Regions from separate parts of the Homo sapiens genome. Here region 1 is linked to region 2. Evidence: read pairs that join two places in POLR2A ChIA-PET (ENCODE). Cell type or tissue: OCI-LY7. All regions are shown on one strand.

Region 1 (5,000 bases), 580 kb before region 2:
TCAGACTTCTGTGTCCTTAAGCAGGGTCTAGAATGTGTCAGGGAACCAGTTCTGGGCCTGAAGAATTGTTTTTTGTCCTGTTGTTCCTAGATTGTCATAGTCAGAGGAAGAGACTGTCTCACAAGCCCCATGCAGAATTTTGGGACCGTCGATGTTTGTGTAAAGGCAGGTATAACTTGCAGTCTTGCCTTTGGAATACATTTGTCTTCCTAAGTTAATCTGTTACAGGACACCGTATTTGATTTCTTGTCTGGAATTTGAGTCTCTTACCACTAGAAATACGGTGTTGTTTTGGTGAAGAATGCTTTTCTCTCTGCAAGAGTGGCAGTGTGGCGAAGTGATTCAGTGCAGGGACTTGGTGCAGGTCTGCCTGGCTTTCTCACTAATAGCTGTGTGATCTCGGACAAGTTACTTAACCTCTCGATGTTTATGTTGCTTCATCTATAAAAAGGGGATAGTAATGGTGTTCAACTACTTTATAGGTTTCTGGAAAGGAGAAAATAAGGGAACGTGAGCAAACCACTCAGAACAGCGCCTGCTGTGTGGTTAAGTGCTAAGGGTTTGTTATTTTTCACGACTTGGAATTGGAACAGAATATGAAATAAAGGGTGTCAAGGCAAAGCAGGCTTGTCAGTAGCTTGGAGTAGTGGCAAAAGTCTTGGCTTAGAAGGCAGGAGGCCTGCTCTTTCTGATCAGCCTTCCCGCTAAGTAGTGAAGCCAGTCTGAGCTTCACTTTATTTTAAAATGAGGTGGTAGCTGGGTGTGGTGGCTCATGCCTGTAATCCTAGCACTTAGGGAGGCCGAGACAGGAGGATCATTTGAGACCAACCTGGGCAACATGGTGAAACCCCATCTCTACAAAAAATTCGCCAGGCGTGGCAGTGCGCACCTGCAATGCCAGCTACCTGCGAGGCTTTAGGTGGGAGGATCACCTGAGCCCGAGAAGTCCAGGCTGCAGTGAGCCATGATTGCGCCACTGCACTCCAGCCTGGGTGACAGAGTAAGACCTTGTCTCAAATAAAATAAGATGAGGTGGTGATAACAAATGAATGCATAAACAAAAGGCAGAATATACATACAGTGCACTACTATTCAGCTATGAAAAGGAATTAAGTTCTGACATGTGCTACAACATGGATGAACCTTGAGGACATTATGCTAAGAGAAATAAATCAGACACAAAAGGACAACGGTTGCATGATTCCCCTATGTGAGCTATCTAGAATAGGCAAAGGCATAGAGACAGGAAGTGGAACTGAAGCTACCGGGGTTGAGGGAGGGGATATGGACAGTTTTGCTTAATGGTTATGGAGTTTCTTTTATGGGTGATGAAAAAGTTTTGGATCTGGATAGTGGTGCTAGTTACAAAATATTGTAAATACAATTCATGTCACTGAATTATACACTTAAAATAGTAAAGATGGCAAACTTCATATTATGTATGTTTTACTACAATAAAAAATTCGAACATAATTAAAAAGAAGAGTGAAGTAGGCTGATGTTGAAAGAAAAAGTTACTTGCTATAAACGTTGAAACTTTTCTAGACCATGAGGCTACCAGACAAAAAAGTGACTAGCCTGGGCAACATAGTGAGATCCTGCCTCAACATTAGCCTAGTGTGGTAGAGTGCGCCTGTGGTCCCAGCCACTTGGGAAGGCTTAAGTGGGAGGATCGCTTGAGCCCAGGAGGTTGAGGCTGCAGTGAGCCGTGATTGCACAACTGCACTCCAGCCTGCGTGATAGTGAGTCCCTGTCTTAAGGAGAAACCAAAAAACCCCAAACACATCTTATTTTGTGACTGAGATGATACACAAACACACACACACACACACACACACAAAGCTTCATGAAATGATGTTACCATCAATATATCTGATACAATCAAGATTTCAGATTTATTCAACTTTTAAAAATGCTTGTAGTTACATTAATTTTGTAACCCATTATGTCCTGTTTTAAAAACATTGTTGGCCAGGCACGGTGGCTCATGCCTGTAATCTCAGCACTTTGGAAGGCTGAGGCAGGTGGATCACCTGAGGTCAGGAGTTCGAGACCTGCCTGGCCAACATGGTGTGAAACCCGGTCTCTACTAAAAATAGAAAATTAGCCAATGTGGTAGTGCCTGCCTGTGATCCCAGCTACTTGGGAGGCAGAGGCAGGAGAATCGCTTGAACCTGGGAGGTAGAGGTTGCAATGAGCTGAAATCGTTCCACTGCACTCCACCCTGGGTGACAGAGGGAGACTCTGTCTCAAAATAAATAAATAAATAAAATTAAACGTTGTTGGGAGACTGGCTCATGCTTGGATATGTCTCCCACTGGCCACTAGGGAGAGCTGATAGGTCAGGCTGAGGAGTGAAGGGAACTGGTGGGGTTGCAGGTAGTAGTAGCCTCTGTGCTGGCTGGGACCCTTCTCAGCTAACCTCTCGCACTCCTTACCAAGGCCTTTCACAGGGGGCGGGCGGTGCCCATTTGGAGTTGAGTTGAACGAGTGTCTGTTTATTTGAAGAAACCTTCCCTGCCTCATTCCCGCCTGGGGGAGCCCATTTAAATGTGTGCTAGTTGTTGGATTTTTGGCTCAGCACTTTGGACCCTCTTCCTCCTGGAGAAGCACAGAACATGTCTCTTTCCTGTTGGCATAACGGCCCCCTTCAGATGTGTTACTGACAGCCTTAAGACTTGCCATGAACGGGCACGATGGCTCACGCCTGTAATCCTAGCACTTTGGGAGGCCGAGGCAGGCAGATCACGAGGTCAGGAGTTGGAGACCAGTCTGGCCAACATAGTGAGACCCTGTCTCTACTAAAAATACAAAAAATTAGCCAGGTGTGGTGGTGTGCGCCTGTAATCCCAACTACTTGGGAGGCTGAGGCAGGAGAATTGCTTGAACTCGGGAGGCGTAGCGTGCAGTGAGCCAAGATCGCACCACTGCACTCCAGCCTGGTGATGGAGTGAGACTCCCTCTCAAAAAAAAAGAAAAAGATTTGCCACGAACAACCTGCAAAATTCACCTCACTGGACAGGTTCTGAACCCTACTGTGTGTCAGGCGCCCTCCTCTCAACCTCAGCAAATGAGGCTGGTTCTGCCTGCCATTTTGGTTGTCAGGAAAATGGCATCCCTAGAAGGGAGTTGAAGCTCAGCAGGGAAGCAGCACAGAGAAGCAGCCATGCATGGGGTTGGAAGTCAGCTCCAATGGGGACTGCCTTGCCTGCCCTGGGCTCTCTCTGAAGCAGGTGTGACAAGTCACCTATGTTGGCCGGGTGCGGTGGCTCATGCCTGTAATCCCAGCACTTTGGGAGGCTGAGGCGGGTGGATCACCTGAGGTCAGGAGTTTGAAACCAGCCTGGCCAACATGGCAAAAATCCCTCTCTACTAAAAATACAAAAAAAAAATTAGCTGGGAGTGGTGGTGGGTGCCTGTAATCCCAGCTACTTGGAAGGCTGAGGCAAGAGAATCGCTTAAACCTGGGAGTCGGAGGTTGCAGGGAGTGGAGATCTCGCCACTGCACTCCAGTCTTCTGGGCGACAGAGTGGGACTCCTTCTCCAAAAAAAAAAAAAAAAAAAAAAAAAAAAAAAAAAAAAAAAAAAAGTCACCTATCTTAGCTCCAGGATCTCTTCTGTTTTTGCAGGGAGAAGCCAGAGGTTGTCAGGCATTTCAGCCTCCCTCCATGAGCAGAAGGAGGATCAGACCACTGGCTCATTAACCCCATCATGTTCAGTGCTTCCAAAAGTGTTGAACATGATTTTCATCTTTGTTCCCCCATTAGCTCCACCTGCTCTCCTATAAGGCTGTTGTTCATGTTTGACCAAAGTGATGACCACAGCATGTTCCACCTTCAGAGCAGGCAGAAGAGCTGAAACGTCCTTGCGCAATGAGGATTCCCTTAACTTCATTAGCAAGTGGTAACCTCTCCTCTCAGTCAGTTCCTCCACTTCCTCCTCCTGGGGTTAGTATGGCACAACCAATGTCCAACTCCTATGTGACAAGTTAGTCTGGGATCAGCTGTCAAAGTTAAGGAAGAGATGCCTTCAGGTCACTGCCCAGAGACAGAGCTAGACTTGCTTGATAAGACTGCCTCAGAGTAGTTCTTCCACAGGAATTCAGAAATGACTATGCAGCCTTTTCCTGTTGGCCACAGGAAATAGCCATGGCTTGTGGTGAAATAACGCTCACCAGCTAAGGGTTTAAGGGGACTCTACTATGACTCATGCCTGTCCTTGCTTTGATCCTCAGTTGGAAGCCAAAGGCTGTGGAGGTCAGATTTCCCTAGTGCTTTATGGTACAGTCTCCTCAGTGGGAACAGGCTGGAGATGGAATTCTTCCCTTACTGGTGCTTCACCCCGGTACTCGTCAAAAATACCGCTTGAAACTAGCTCCCAAGGCTGTGTGTGATGGTCACGCCTGTAATCTCAGCGCTTTGGGAGGCCGAGGCGGGTGGATCACTTCAGGCCAGGAGTTCGAGACCAGCCTGGCCAACATGTTGAAACCCCGTCTCTACTAAAAATACAAAAATGAGCCAGGTATGGTGGCACATGTCTGTAATCCCAGCTACTCAGGAGGCTGAAGCAGGAGAATCACTTGAACCCAGGAGGCAGAGGTTGGAGTGAGCTGAGATCGTATCACTGCACTCCAGCCTGGTGACAGAGTGAGACTCCGCTTTAAAAAACAACCCCCAAAAAACTAGCTCTCAAGACTTTTATGATAGCTCTCTTCTCTTACAGCTGTTTTTGGGTTACGACCCCCATATTTTCCAACAAGCTACCATTTTCTACCTTCCGCTTTTACATTCACAGTCACTGGACACTTAGCAGATGACGGCTCTGGTTGGTGGCTTCTTGATGGCAGCACTCAAGGTAGTGATAATGGTGTGGCTGAGAACTTACAAAAGGGCTCCACCACAGAAAAGGCTCTGCAGACATCAATCTCAAGGGTGGACCAGAGTTCCTAGCTCCACCCTTCCCCACAGGTATTTAAGTAGGTTATTAGAAGTATGCCTCCT
Region 2 (5,000 bases):
GCCCAGGGGCGTGTCCAGCTGTCGTCGGGGAGAGCCCACCTCCCCGGGGGGTGTGGCTAAGGGGCGAGGCGCTTCTCGTCCAGAGCCCAGGTAATCCGGGCGGGATCAGCGAGCGTCGCGATGTGATGACGTCAGGCCCCGGGCAGGCCGGGAGTGGCGTGCTGGGCGTGCGCGGCTGCGGTACGGCGTGTTGGTCCCAGCGGTTCAGCTGAGGTAGGGACGTGCTGTAGGCCGGAATGTTACCGGCTGTTGGATCTGCGGATGAGGAGGAGGATCCTGCGGAGGAGGATTGTCCTGAATTGGTTCCCATTGAGACGACGCAAAGCGAGGAGGAGGAAAAGTCTGGCCTCGGCGCCAAGATCCCAGTCACAATTATCACCGGGTATTTAGGTAACTAACCATCCCAGTCACAAAATGGCGTGACCTCTGGTGTCATGGGATTTTGCGGGCTGCCGGTGCCTCTTCTCCTGAGGCATTGGGGCCTCATGATCAAGAGCAAATGTCTTCGAGGTCGGGGCTGGGTCACTTGCTTCTCGTATGGGTTGCCTCTCATCTTGGGAGTTAATGATGCCCGGCCCCCTCTGCGTTAGATTCCCATTTCTCAAGTGAGATGGAAAGTTAGCCTTTGAAGCAAGGCTTTGACGCTAAGACACGCCCCCCTAATTGTCTCTGTGACCTCTTACCAAGTTATCTTACCTTCCTGACGCTCATCTACCTCACCTGAAAATGGAGAAATACCTGTCACCTGTGAAACAGGGCCGGAACCACCTACCTGTTGCCATTAAAGGATGTCCCGTCTGTAAAATGCCCGACACGTGGGGCTTTCGTCAGTAGATTCCCCTTCCCCACGAGCCAGAGTCCTCCAGCCAGCTGGCAGGGAGCGCTCCTATCTTAAACACTTTTTTTTTGAGGTCTGTTTGTAAACCACTGCGTAGGAAGTAAGAATAAAATCTCTGTCCTCCAAGACTATTTCTCAAACTAAGAACGTTTAGAGTGTACAGGGATACTCGAAACCACAAGTTTGTGAACTTGGTAGTTTCGTGAAGGGCGGTTTATGCACTTACACTAGAAGTTTCTTACTGGAAAAGTTTGAGAAATATATTTTTAAACCTTACAGTTAAATAGAAGGGCTAGAACAAATATATGGCTGTATTAGAAGTTTGGAAAAAGTTAAGAAATATAAATAAAATACTGTTTCCGGGAAATAATATTCCTAGTTGTTGCTAGAGACAGGTACAGACTTGGGCCACTTCGTGACCTTTTATGTAAAAATAAGAAATAACTGCTTTTGTTTTTTTTAAAAACTTTGTAGACTGTAAGTTTATTCCCGTTTTTTGCTCGGAAGTAATTTTATAAAGGAATTTATTTTTGGCGTTTCCCCACAGTTATTCAGAGGCTGCTCTGCTGAGAAGATGAACAAATTTCTTGTCCAAAACAATGTATTTCAAACGTGCCGCTCGGGCCTTTCCCGTATTGCTCACTGGTAGGTCAGTAGATCACTGGAGAAAATGATCTGAAGCTCAGGAGTGAGAATTAATACCAGCAACCTTGTTGCTGAATCTAGGGATAGTTTCACTCCTATCCCTGACCATTTTCCCTTTTTGAAACGCTGTTCTTTTGGCTTCTACTACATTTTTCTTCTGATTTTTCCACCTGCTTCTCTGGCTTCTTTTTAAGGCTCCCTCCTCCTTCCCCCTTTGTCCATCTTTAGCTACACACCTGTGTAATTTCTATTTTGATGTCCTACAACTTAAAACTTAACATGTCTGAAACTTCGTCTGTTACCATCCCCCCAAATCCTGCTTCTGTGATCCCAACCATTTGGAATACTCTAAAAGCCTCCTGACTAATCTGGAGTCTTGCTGCCCTTTAATTTATTCGTTGCATGTTAGCCTTAATGATCTTTATAAATGTCAATCCGACTGCGTCACACCTTTCAGTGGCATCCCTATGGGTTAAAATCCAAATTCCTTAACATGAATTACAAGGACCTGTAGGATCTGGATCTTGCCAACCTTTCCAGCCTGCCAAATTGGCCCCGCACAATGAACTAATGTTACTTCAAAGGTGCCAAGTGTTTTAGCCCCTTGGAATAGGTACTTTTTTACTGTGACTCCTCTGGCTAGATGTCCCTCTTAGGTTCTCCATAGCAATTTGTGCATCTCCTATTGAATATGTCACCCTGTGACATAATTGCCTCCTTATTCACTGAATTCCCCTCCATTCCCCCCTTCCCTTGATATTTCTAAGCTCTATGAAGGCAGAGACTATCTTGTTCACTTTTTCACCAAGGCCCAGCATAAATTTGTAACGTATTAGAAACCTTCGAATGAATGAGCTATGTCTTAAAGTGTTTTTTTTTTTCATAATATGGTTAAAAAGCCCTAGTAAATCTTCTCTTAGAAGATTTCTTACATTCACCCTTTCCTTTCAGTTTTCACATCACTGCCCTGTGAAACACTCATGTTCAGGGCCTCTGTCTCAGGCTTGGACTGGTTTTAAGATTTTCCTCATTGCCCTAAGTCTCTCTCTTCCATTCTATACTTCATATTTTTGTGATGTTGAGCTTCCTAAAGTACTCTAAATATAAGCCTTCATCTGTTAAAAAGCTTTGAAAGGAATATGACCTAAAAGATATTAATACCCTAATACTCCGTAAAATCTTCCTAGTTATAGGAAGATCTAGTTATATACTAGAAAACTTAATGTATTTCAGAAGACATGTATAGCCTACATGTAAAAGTTTTTAGCAGCACTGTAATAGTAAAACACTGGAAACAAACCAAATGTCCAACAAAAAAAAAAGATAAAGAAATGATATAGTCATACAATTGAACTACAATACTATGCAGTTAGGATTTTCTTTTTTTCCTCTATGAATTTTAGTGTGTACGGTTCACAAGACTATTTTTTTTCTACTGGAGATTGACATATTGGGTTTTATATGCCACCTGCTGGATAAAGTTGGTATAGCTTTATGAATTTATCTTACTGAACATTCTGTCCATTGTTGACACTACCTGGCTCTATTCCCCATTTCATAAAAACTTTTATAGATTGTTTAAAGCATACTATAAGTAGCCATATAGTCAGCCTGAAGTTGCGTCTTGTTAATGTTGAAATAAAAGGTCATTATAAATAAAAGATTGTGTGTAAATTTTAGGGAAGGTTAGGCTAGGTTGAAGAAGCTGTTTCAACTTGTAGGAGTGTTTGTAAATATTTATAAAATTTTATGTCTACATAAAGTATTTTGCAACAGGTTTCGAAGGATGCTTTAATCTTATCCTCTAGGATATTCTATGCTAAAATAATATATGAAAAATAGCACGCAAATTCTCAAAAACGTTAGGATTCTTTATATGTTTTTTGTATCTTTAAAATTATTTTGAATTTTTTTATTTACAAAAAATATGTTTTATAGGTGCTGGGAAGACAACACTTCTGAACTATATTTTGACAGAGCAACATAGTAAAAGAGTAGCGGTCATTTTAAATGAATTTGGGGAAGGTAAGTAAAGTTCAATAAATGTCATGTTGCAAGATTTTGTGTGACTGTTTATTCCTCTGGTGAATTGATATTCCATATTTAAAAATGAAAATGCAAGGTATTGTATTGATGTGGATAGCTTTAGAAAAGTTGGATTAATTTCTGTTAAGATTTATATGGGTTGAGATACTGAAATTAGTTTTAATAAAATTTTATTTTGTATAACTTTGGAATTCTTATTAACAGAATTAAACTACATTTTTACATGAAATAAATGACTCCAGAAGTAAAAATCTAGACATATGAAAAAACGTTTATTTTTTATTTTATTTTATTTTTTTTGAGATGGAGTCTCTCTCTGTCGCCAGGCTGGAGTGCAGTGGTGCAATCTCAGCTCACTGCCACCTCTGTCTCCTGGGTTAAAGTGATTCTCCTGCCTCAGCCTCCTGAGTAGCTGGGACTACAGGCGTGCGCCACCATGCCCAGATAATTTTTGTATTTTTAGTAGAGACAGGGTTTCGCCATGTTGGCCAGGATGGTCTTGAGCTCCTGGCCTTGTGATCCACCCGCCTCGGCCTCCCAAAGTTGCTGGGATTACAGGCATGAGGCACCATGCCTGGCGAAAAAATGTTTTTTTTAGGAATTAGGAAAGCACTTTTGTATGGACTCTATTGCAACTCATGAAAAATACTTGAAAATGCTTCTGTTATTAGTTAACTTTGTTTAATGTTTATTATCTGCAATGCAGTTAAAACTCAATATTTTAAAAATAAAGGTAAACATATGGTCTTTATCCTCATGTATTTTAAGTTATCTGTGAAAATAAGTGTGCTTAACTTCTCAACTGAAATATTAAACTGTAGTCAAAAAAATAGCTCTAGACACAATACTTCTGTTATCTTTATAGAAGTTTTTCTTCATAAGTATGAATTGTAATCAAAGCTTACTTCTAGCCAAAAAACAATATCTATTAAACGATTTCTTTTAAAATGTACTATTTTTTTTCAGTTGTAAAAAGTAAAAGAGCTAGGTTTTATGAACAGGATGGGAAGCCAGTTATATTCGATTTCTGGTTTTAATAAACGAAAGAGAAAAGTGCTTTTTAGGCAAAAATCCTGAGATTTCTAATAACAGACTGTTTTTTTCATCATCTTATTAAATAACCTATTGCACACTGATTACATTTATTCTTACTATTTTCTTTATTTTTTCCTGGATCATTTTTGCAATTTTATTTTTCACAGCATTCTCAATACTTTTCTTCATGTTTCATTAATGTTCTGTATATAGTCCAAATTCTGTAGCAACCTCTTTAGAAGCTCTTTATTAATACCTAGCTGAAATATAAAAAATATGTAAGTGTAAAACTACTCGATTTTATGGGAGCTCATTTGCTTAGTGGGCTTTTAGAACTTCACTGTTTGGTATATTTCTTTATTAGAGGAAAAGTAAAACATTTAAAATAATTCTTATAGATAACAAGCATTTCAAATGTAGTTTATTCTTTCTTAAG

Evidence for each region. ChIA-PET counts read pairs that join two places held together with the same protein. Peaks named below come from ENCODE experiments on the same cell type or tissue, not always from the same donor. Only the 100,000 strongest peaks of a DNase experiment are listed, where the experiment ranks them.
Region 1: POLR2A ChIA-PET joins it to region 2 with 7 read pairs; 1 of 35 experiments calls an interaction of 5 or more read pairs at or near these places.

The regions. Positions count from the first base shown.
Region 1 is chr9:755,060-760,059 of GRCh38, reverse strand. All of the region lies in intron 1 of LOC124902109 (a long non-coding RNA gene), which reads left to right. Among named protein-coding and RNA genes, the nearest start is that of KANK1-AS1, 72 kb to the right of the region's middle. In OCI-LY7, a CTCF peak has its summit at 2,328 (motif pointing right); a DNase peak (open chromatin) is centred at 2,339.
Region 2 is chr9:174,206-179,205 of GRCh38, reverse strand. ZNG1A (Zn regulated GTPase metalloprotein activator 1A) reads left to right here and starts at 150. Exons shown (of 15, transcript NM_018491.5): 1 at 150-390; 2 at 3,422-3,508. The coding sequence starts at 237. In OCI-LY7, no CTCF peak of the experiment used is centred here; a DNase peak (open chromatin) is centred at 18; H3K4me3 peaks cover 1,072 bases.